Regions from separate parts of the Homo sapiens genome. Here region 2 is linked to region 1. A link is a contact called in ENCODE Hi-C data. All regions are on one chromosome and are shown on one strand. The core of a region is the stretch at or near the end of the contact, and the rest is flanking DNA. Distances in the headings are between cores, read along the strand shown. Region 1 holds the start of STARD6 (StAR related lipid transfer domain containing 6). Region 2 holds the start of LMAN1 (lectin, mannose binding 1).

What was found. Hi-C counts contacts between places; a loop is a spot of excess contacts on that map. Pooled maps may share reads with other maps.
Region 2: a map of CD4-positive, alpha-beta T cell shows a loop between it and region 1 (10-fold over the local background). The contact joins the promoter of LMAN1 here to the promoter of STARD6 in region 1. A Hi-C loop is called at or near these places in 2 of 168 maps with a recorded cell type or tissue (CD4-positive, alpha-beta T cell and CD4-positive, alpha-beta memory T cell) and 9 of 50 pooled maps.

Annotation. Positions count from the first base shown.
Region 1 is chr18:54,355,700-54,360,461 of GRCh38, forward strand. It overlaps STARD6 (StAR related lipid transfer domain containing 6), which reads right to left and starts at 2,159. Exons shown (of 8, transcript NM_139171.2): 1 at 2,093-2,159; 2 at 662-745. It overlaps C18orf54 (chromosome 18 open reading frame 54), which reads left to right and starts at 2,207. Exons shown (of 9, transcript NM_001288980.2): 1 at 2,207-2,376; 2 at 3,075-3,171. RefSeq lists enhancers at 2,711-3,222, 2,724-2,793.
Region 2 is chr18:59,357,400-59,362,161 of GRCh38, forward strand. It overlaps LMAN1 (lectin, mannose binding 1), which reads right to left and starts at 1,866. Exons shown (of 13, transcript NM_005570.4): 1 at 1,632-1,866. The coding sequence starts at 1,845. RefSeq lists enhancers at 1,281-1,380, 1,391-1,440, 1,631-1,820 and a silencer at 1,851-2,150.

The DNA.
Region 1 (4,762 bases), core at 909-3,408:
AGCCCAAAAGGACTGAGACAGGCACTGTGGTAGATGTAGCAACAACAGTTGAGTAAGATACTAGACATAACTATTACTGCTGTGAATGAGTTCCGGAAGCTGCAGTCTCACTGGTCCTTCGGGTCATCATCCAGCTTTCAGTTAGGGGAAGCTGGCAGGTAAGGTGAAAACAGAACTGGATTCAAATCCTGACTTTGTCACTTAGTACAGCTATATTATTTTGGATAAATTGCTTAACCTTTGAACTTCAACTTCCATATCTATAGAATGGGGATAATAATATCTATCTCACCGAATCATTATAAGGATTAGTTGAGTTAATATATGTAAAAATGCTTTAAACAGTGTGGAGCCCTATACTAGGTTATCAAAATAGTTAGTTTCTCTTTAAAAAAATGGACACATATAAATCCATCATTTAAAAAACTCTCCAAAGATCTGCTTCCTTAAGCACTTAAATAAACCTTCTTAAAGTTTAATTATTGGAACATTTCTTCCTTAGCTCTCACTTAAAACTCTTCAGGTTGGATCATAAATCTATTTTCTCTTATTTAATTCTCCAGCAAGGCACAACAGGTAGTTGATAGTCTCTATATTTGAAAAGTTTTAGTAAACCATTATTATAACCTCCTCTTTCCTAGCAGAGTCCTGGTTTCTTTACCTTTCCTGACAGATCTAATGCAGAATTTTAGTAACTACTGGGGCTCCTCTCCAAATCCTTGTGGAAATCTCCATATCTCTTAACCTGTGAGGAAACAAGGCAGAAGTAGAATTATTTTGATCCATGAATTAGGTCAATATATTTGATAATTTTCTTTATATCTTCTCAGTGTCCTTTATCTATACTTTGTCTTCATTAGGAAACATTTGCTACATATATGCCCCAAGATGAAAGAAAAATATAGTACAAAAAACTTTAAAAGATACTGTTTATAAAAAGAATCTTTAAGAAACTATTTTAAAGGAACTCAGTTTAAAAAGACACTTAGGTGGAACGTGGATACAAAAATTTAAGTTTTTAAGCTTACGTCACTAACAATTAACAAGGATTGTTAATCCCCGACCAGGGCTCGTCTTAGCATATAAAACACCGTTCTTGATTTCCTATTGGAAACCTACTTGATATTAATTGATCTAGAGACTTTGAAGATTATTGGGACATACCACTAGCAGGGTATGTCTTATTTTCAAATCACCAACTATTACTGCCACAATAGACCTGTGTTTAACCACTAAACTGAACGTTATAGCTTCCGGACTTTTTCATTTGCTAAGAGAAAAGGGAAGGTAAAATTTAGTAGGCTACAAAGGGTAAAAAGAAGAAAGTGCAAACAGTAAGACTACAATTGTATTACATGGTGGTGGAACGTCGGATGAGCTGGAACATATTCAGATGGACTCATGGTCAAGGATATCTTCACTCATAGGGTCAGTGGAAAATAAACATAAACCAACATTGGGATGGCCTCTTTTTTTGATACACCAATTGGTTGAAACTGGATTCCTTCCAGACTTACAGACAGGTTCACACATGTTAGTGAGTCTTTACATCTGTTTGTACAATGACCCTCTTTCTGAGCTGCCTGACTGGGTCCCCAATCCGTGCGGGGTCACTGCCATTCTTCCCTGGGAATCAAGGCTTCCTAGGAGTTTGTTAAATCCCATCCCTGGCTAAACTCGGGTCTCCAATCTCCCATCTGCTTTGTGTGTGAGAGGCTCCGGGGTGTGAGAGGAAAGGCACTGAAGAGGGAGTGAAAGAAGTGGTGAGGGGGGACTGCCTACTAGCTGAGACGATATCTTATTTTTGGCGGGGGATGCTCTGGAAGCGGGGAGGCTGAACTCACTTGGAAAAACTGGAGCTGTGGGGCAGACTCTCAGCGACCGGAACGACAGCCGCCAGCGCCCTTAAGTCTCCCTCCCCACCCAGTCCCCTCCCGCAGACCCCGGGGCCGGCTGAAGGGAGATCAGCAAGTCCCCGCGCAAACTGGCCGAGAATAGCTGTGACGGAGGTTGGAAGGGCGTGGGGGGCAGCGACTTGGATGCAGCCCACATCCCCCCATTCCCAGCCCCAGAAAGGAGGGAGAAACAGCACCTTCCAGCAGGGGTCGCGACCTAACGCTCAACAGCATCCTCTCTTCTCCGGCCGCTCCCTCATCTCCGCTCGCGCCCGGCGCCCCACTGCCGCGCATGCGCACCGCAGGCCGGCGCCATGTTGGGGCGGTTTGAAAGCGAGCGCGGGTGTCGAGCTCTGCTGTGACTGCGGAGGAAGCTGCGAGTGAGCCGAGCCTGAGGCGGGGCGGTGTCCGGGTTGGGGATGCTTTGTGGTGTCTCGCGTTGGGTAACAGGCCTGAGCTTTCGGCGGAGAGCTGTGGAAGTGTGCGGTTTTTGTTTTTGTTTTCCTTTATTTTTATTTTGGGGCCTTAGGGGTGAGTTAGGACGGAAAGGAGGGTGTCTTTTCGAGGGTTGTCCCATCCTGTGACAGCCGAGAAAAGGCGAAAGGAGAGTGGCGAGGAAAGAGGAGGAGACGTCTCCTGAGGGAGGGCGCTTGTGGAGTCTCTGTGGAAGGAAGAACACTGTAGGGGGAGTGCCCCCTGGGCGAGGGAGGGTCGCGGGACGCGGCGGAGGGGGCTCACACGGGCGTCTGCGGACCTGAGGCGGCGACAGGAAGGGGCTTGCGCTCTGGGGCTGTCGCTTCGGAACACTTCTCCTTCAGTCCATTGCTGCGCTCGCCCTGGCTGCTGAATAAATGGTTTCGGAGTGAAAAGCATCTCACTGAAGAACTTGTCTGTGTCTGTGACTGACGGGCGGTGGAACACCAAAGGGAGGGTGTCGCCTGATTGGGACTGGAAAAATTGGAATTCAGGGCGCCCGGGGTAGGGGAACGATGCGCACTGCTGGAGACGGGCGACCTTCGCTGGCCGGTCGGTGGGTTCCTGGTTTTCTGCTGCCGAGTAAACAAACGTTCCCTTTCCTAACTTAGCAGTCACAGAGCTATTTCCAAGAGTTGTTCTTAATTTCCTGTGCGATATTCCCATTGGCTATTTAACACTGAACATTCTGTTTTTGAATCAAAGTTAGTTAAAATTTGTTGTCAATAAGTTTAACATTCTGTTCTTCCGCGTGATGGATTTTCTTTTGGAGATTCGAACTGAAGCCTGTACGGAGGAAATGGTAAGATATATGGGATTTGCATGAGATATGTGGGGTTCAAAATAATCCTGTGGCTGAAGTGGGGAGAAGTGGGTGGGTCCCTACCCACTTTAGCTACAATTGGGGTCTGTTCAGCGATTGTTGGAAGCAGGATGATGAGTACATAGGGGTTTATTGAACGATTCTACTTTTGTATACTCTTTTGGGGAAAAGTTGGAAAACTTTTCATAATGAAACTTAAATTGTGCATTTTCTTTTTGTCTGTCCTGTGAGTTGAAATAACTAGTAAATGTTATCACCCACTTACGGAGACCAATACAACAGCTTTCTCTTTCAAGGTTTTGTAAAATAAAATCAGTAGCCTGTTCGGCATTCAAAGACAGAAAACATTTGGTCAGGCTTATCCAAACAAATTTACTTGAGTGAGTTTAAACTTCTTTAAATAAAAGGGATACGAAAAAGGTAAAGCTGGCTTAGTTTAGCCATTCGTCAGAGATATACCAGTATTACAGAATTCAGATAAATCAATGAGACGAAACAACTGTTACCTTATGTTCTGCCATTTGCACTGACCACGGTCAGATCTCTTGTAATGGCCATTGCATGCTCTAACGCTGTGGTAGGATGATGTTTTACTTTGTCTCTTATTTAATTAGAAAACTTTCGATGTTTTAAAGCCAAATTTAATAGTTACTAAGATTACATTAAAAGTTGTTATAACAAATATTTCTAAAATTATAGCCAAAAATTAAACATTATAACATCATAGCATATGTTAAGTCCTCAACATTAATACTTTTTTAGTATAGGAAATCCATTCATTTAATTTTAAAAAGAATGTCATCATGGACTGAATTAGTGCCGGTTCGTTCTGTGATTTCTTAGGTTTTCAAATATACATCCTGTTACTGTACTGAGGTAGACAGGGATTCTCTCAATTTTAATAATGGAAAAACAGAAGAACACATTGAGTTGATTTTCACATTATTTAAGCTTCCTTTGAAAGAGGTGAGCTGAATCCATTTAACATAAGAATTGAAAATAGGGAGGGTGGTACCAAAAACGAAGGTCAGGAAATGATTAACTATTTTAGGAAAAGTGTATATTGCTAACTCATTCCAGAATAAGACCTGCAGTTTATTTACAGTTAAATGTTGTAAATGTACTAGCATTTATAACATTGAAAGTGAATATTCTCCATTGTTCTTGTTTTGAATACTTCATTTGATGGCTTTAAAAAATTTATTGAGCGCTATTATCTGCAGCACATGGTAGTAGGCTTATGATTTGAAAAATATGATGTATAGGGGAATATTAGGTATTGTGATGTCATAGAATATATCACCATAAGAGAAAAGAGGTTCATAAGTAGTTTTTAGGACTTTTTAAGAAGTGAGTACTCTCTCCTTGGTATTTTCCATGTATATTCTCAGATAATTTTTGTATACATACTTCCAGCCACATAGTAGGTACTCAAAAAATGTTTTCTAAATCATTGATGAAGGAATTCACAATAATAAATATAACAAAAATCTACAATTCCTAACAAGGAGTGTCTGTTATAGATAATGGATTTTATTATTTAAAGAAAATTACAAAAGGTTTACATATT
Region 2 (4,762 bases), core at 616-3,115, 5.0 Mb after region 1:
GGCAGTGGAGAGGTGTAGAAGTGAAAATGTGTGAACAAATCCATCACTACTGAATAATTCATCATCCCACAAATAGAAACAAAAACTCCAAAAACTTGTGTTTGATATCATTTGCATCACCTTTGTGTATCAAGAATAGAGATACCTTGATAACAAATGCCCAGTAATATACCCTTGCTGCATGGGCACATAATAAATGACTGCTGAGTAACGAAATAACTGCACTCTACTTCAACTACTTAATGACTTGGTCATTAAGTCAAATTAAAATCTATACCTTTCAATTACACATTAATTTGAGAGAAATAGCGCTTCCTAAAAGGGTGCTTCCTATTCAGTAATTACTTTCTAGAAATGAAACATTTTGTTTCAAGAACTGGATAATCTAAAGTGATGTATAAAAACCTTATATAAAAGATTACTTATGGGGGAGGTGGGAGGGATAGCATTAGGAGATATACCTAATGTTAAATGACTAGTTAATGGGTGCAGCACACCAACATGGCAAATGTATACATACTAACCAACCTGCACGTTGTGCACATGTACCCTAAACCTTATAGTAAAAAAAAAAAAAAAAAAAAAGATTAATCACACACAAAGATAGAATTCAAACTGCCAGAGCTCCTCATCTCATATAAAGGCATTTGCCACTTGTTCAACGGGTATATCTGATGGTCACTGAACAGAGCTTATGTCATGCCAAGTGCTACGATTGACTCCTTAGTCAGCAGTGACACATCAGCACTAAAAAGTGCAGATATGTTTTCTTTCACGTAAGTAAATGCTCTAGCAAGGCTCTCTTATCTACAAAAGTGCCAAACACAGAGAGTGAATAAAATATGAACCCAAGATTATTTCAATGCTTCCAATTTTTTTAAAGGGCTAAAAATGTAATGCTATTCTTAGTCTCAGGTTCAGAAACAATCAATCCCTAAAAATATATCCCTTCTCCTAAAAAGTTACATAATGTGTTACTACGAGAGAAAAGATCAAAGACCACACCAAGTCACTGAGAGGAAAATGTGTAGTTCCAACAGTATAAGAATGTCTTCTGACATACAAAGACTTAAAAAATTACTCTAATACTACTATATGCCATCTCAGGAGCCGTCAGTGGGCATGGGGTTCAAGCGAAGCATTAACCATTGCTAACACCGGAGCAAAGAAATCGGGGATCGGGGGTGGGGGGTGGAAGCGGGAAAGGAAGTAAGGGGGCTTCTAGAACATGTCTCAGGTTGGGATGGCTGGGGGTAGGGCACATTTCTCCTAGAGACGTGGCGTTGTGAAACATGATACCTAGAAGCAAGTTTGAGTGCTAGGAAGTGTAGGAGGTAACCAAACACCTCTAGATCCAACGGAAAGTACCGACGAGATCAAAGAAGGGAAGACAGCAGGCGGGTGAGAGAGAACAGAATGGGTGAGGGAAAGACTCGGGGACAAGCGGAGGGAACCGTGCGAACCAGGAGGGACCCGGCGGAGGGGCTGCCAGGAGGGTCCCCTCCACAGCGCATATGGTGTGCAGCTGCTGGAACGGGAACCTCAGCACACCAGGGTAGCCGCGGATGAAAGGCGAAGAGGCAGCAGAAGGGGGAGAGGAACCCGGCCCCCAGCCCTCTGCTCCGGCTTACTCCCCGCGTGGGCCCAGAAGGGCACGGTCCCGTCGCTCTGCACCAGGTGCGGCCCCTTGAAGCTGTATTTGTACTCGAAACGGCGATGTGGCAACGCGACCGCGGGGTCTCCTCCCACGCCGTCGCCCCGGACGAAGCGACCGAGTGACAGCAGCAAGGCGCAGAACAGCGGCCGAACTCTGGCCCGGAGACCCCTTTGCCTGGATCCCGCCATCTTGGATTCTGGAACGCGGAGGAGGGCGGGAGAGGGAGGGGCGCGGATGGCTGCGGATGGCCAACAGGGCGCTCGCTGATTGGCAGAGCCCGGGGGACCCCCAAGGGCAAGGGGTGAGCCCCGCCCCCGGCCTCCGCTTTCCGCGCGGCCGCACGGCCAGGAGCAGCTGTGGGCGGGGCCACGCGCAGGGGGCGGGTCTGGGGCGGTGCGGTCCTTCGGCCCCGCCCACCCTCCGGGGGTGGGGAAAGGACTCCAACCTTCGCTTCCCGCGCGGCAGAGTGCGGGAAGCGCCGATGGGTCCTTACCTGCAGGGAGCTTTCTCCGGCTTCTTAGAATACCTGGGAGCAGGAATTGGCTAGCCCTAAGACCTCTGGACCCAGCCTGTACAAAACCTTTTTAGTATATTAGAAGAAAGGTGTTCCTTTTGATGTGACATCAGTTTTTCAGTGGCACAATCCCGAATGCTTATGGTCCCAGCCCACTGAGCTCTACCAAGCTATGTTAGAGCGTTGCAAACTAGAAACCAGCACCCACGGGGTTGTAGGATGCCTTAGGATTTATAAGTTGGTGTCGGAAAGAGGGTTTCTGTGAATTTGTCAGCCAGCCTTTACATCTCAAAATTTAATTCCAAGAGCTTTCCAAATTTTGAAACCATGGCAAGAGTGCATTCAAATGAAACTGACTTTGGTTTGGTTTGGTTTTGGTGAGAGGGATAATGTGCTATGGACCCAGGCGTCTGTAGAACCTGGACATTTGATATAGGATCGGTCTTCCACTCAATGAATACGTTCTATATTTTAAAGGGGACTCCTCTTTCCCTTGCTTAGGAAAAAATATCGTCAAAATATTCATGGTAATCCAAAGTTTTGTTTTTTCAAAAATGTGTCATGATGAGTTTTTCAAGTCCAAGAAACAGCAGTATGATTTATATTGTTTTTACACATGGCTTTTTATTAGCTCTGTTCGTGTGGGCTACATGAACGCCACACTAGCCCTAGGGACTCAATACCCGCATTACTTAAACTTATTTTTCATTAACTTCCCAGTTTTGGAAGTTGAATCCCATCTTCGGATTCATGGGCCATTACTGTTAAATCTCTTTCTAGTGCTCAAATAAAACCTTCAAGTTGAATATGGATTTAAGGCTTTCCGCCTGCTAGTCTCGAGATGTAATTTAAATGAAAGTACCATACTTACTGCTATCTCAGCAGCAGCAGTAACAAACATTTATCCACTGTATGGTGTATGTGCGTCATTGCCCTGGACTCTCCATGGTTTTCAACCCATAGGATTTAATCATTTTATTTTCTTTGGTTCTCTCATTGCTCTGGCAACCAGCTCTATGCCTTGCACAGAGTGAAGATTCCATAAATATTTGTTAAACAAACATTAATGTTATAAAAATGGCAAACACTTACTGAGTGCTTTCTGTGTGTAACTGCACTAAGCCTTCAACATATGTTAACTTATTGAATGCTGACAGCAGCCCTCTAAGGTAGATGCCATTAATATTTCCATTTACAGATGAGGAAACAGAAGCATAGATTAAATAATTTGCCCAATGTCACACAGTAAGTGGCAGAGGTAGGTTTCAATTCCAGCCATTCTATCATTGAAGCCTTCAATCTTAAGAACCGTTTTATGTTAAACATTATGTATATTAAGTATTTTCAATTCATTACGCATGATTTGAACTCATGAGGGACCTGAATTTCAAGCATAATACAAGTAAATATTTGTAATTTTGCTGAACCATAAATGTAAATCTTTATGTTCTGTGAAGCTGTTTCTTAAAAAAAAAACTGTTTTATTGAAGCATATTATATAGAGAAAATTATGCCAGCCTTAAGAATGTAACTCAATGAATTTTTCCCAAAATGAATACCTCCCATGCAACCAGCATCCAGATTTTTTTTTTAAAAAACACACATTTCTAGAGTTAATGGGTGCAGCACACCAACATGGCACATGTATACATATGTAACAAACCTGCACGTTGTGCACATGTACCCTAGAACTTAAAGTATAATAAAAAAAAATTTCTACTGGGTATGTAACTAGGAGTAGAGTTGCTGGGTCATAGTAGATCCTGCCAAATTTTCAGAGTGGTTGTGCTAATTTACACTGCCATCAGCAGTATGTGAGGGCTTCAGCTGTCTGACTTTTTTTGTTAGCTTGTAGAAACTCTTTATTCTGAATACCTGTCTCTGCTTGGATATATACATATAGCGAATATTTGCACCCACTTCGTGGGATGACTTTTCACTCTCTTAATGTTGTCTTTTAGTGAATAGATACTTATAATTTTAATATAGCTCAATTTACTATTTTCCCCCGTAAGGGTTTTTTGTGTGTCATGTCTGGGAATCTTGCTTGTTGTTTTGTCTAAGTTGTTAAACTTTAAATTTTATAGCATTTTTCCTTCAGAACTGAGAGCTTTTCGGTTTGAGTTAGATAAGACCATTTTACAAATAGCGAAATTGAGAAACTGGGCCTGGCAAACTGAAGTTTCAAGGATCAGAATGCTTTTACTCCAGGCCCCAGGAACTCTGGGCCAGTGAATTTTAAAATCTGTGTTTTTGAAGTAATCCATGTAGGGGAAATTCCTTACAATTAAGTGATGTTTTACCTTCAGGGCAATACCGTATTGCAAATTTTGTACAACACAATGAGGAGGGATTTCCTACTACCCTCTAGTGCCTGAGGCAATTTCCAAAAATTAAGCTCAGATTTTTGAATTGGGAGGGGAATAAAAATTATGAGGGTCCCTCAACACACCATTGGGCCCTGCACAGAGCTGGAGAGATGGAGTGGCAGTACCAGGGCTTGGTTTGCTGCCTGATTCCTTATAACTATCTTCTGGCAATATCCATGACTCATTGCCAGCCTCTTCTGTGCTAGCAAAAAGTATCCCAAA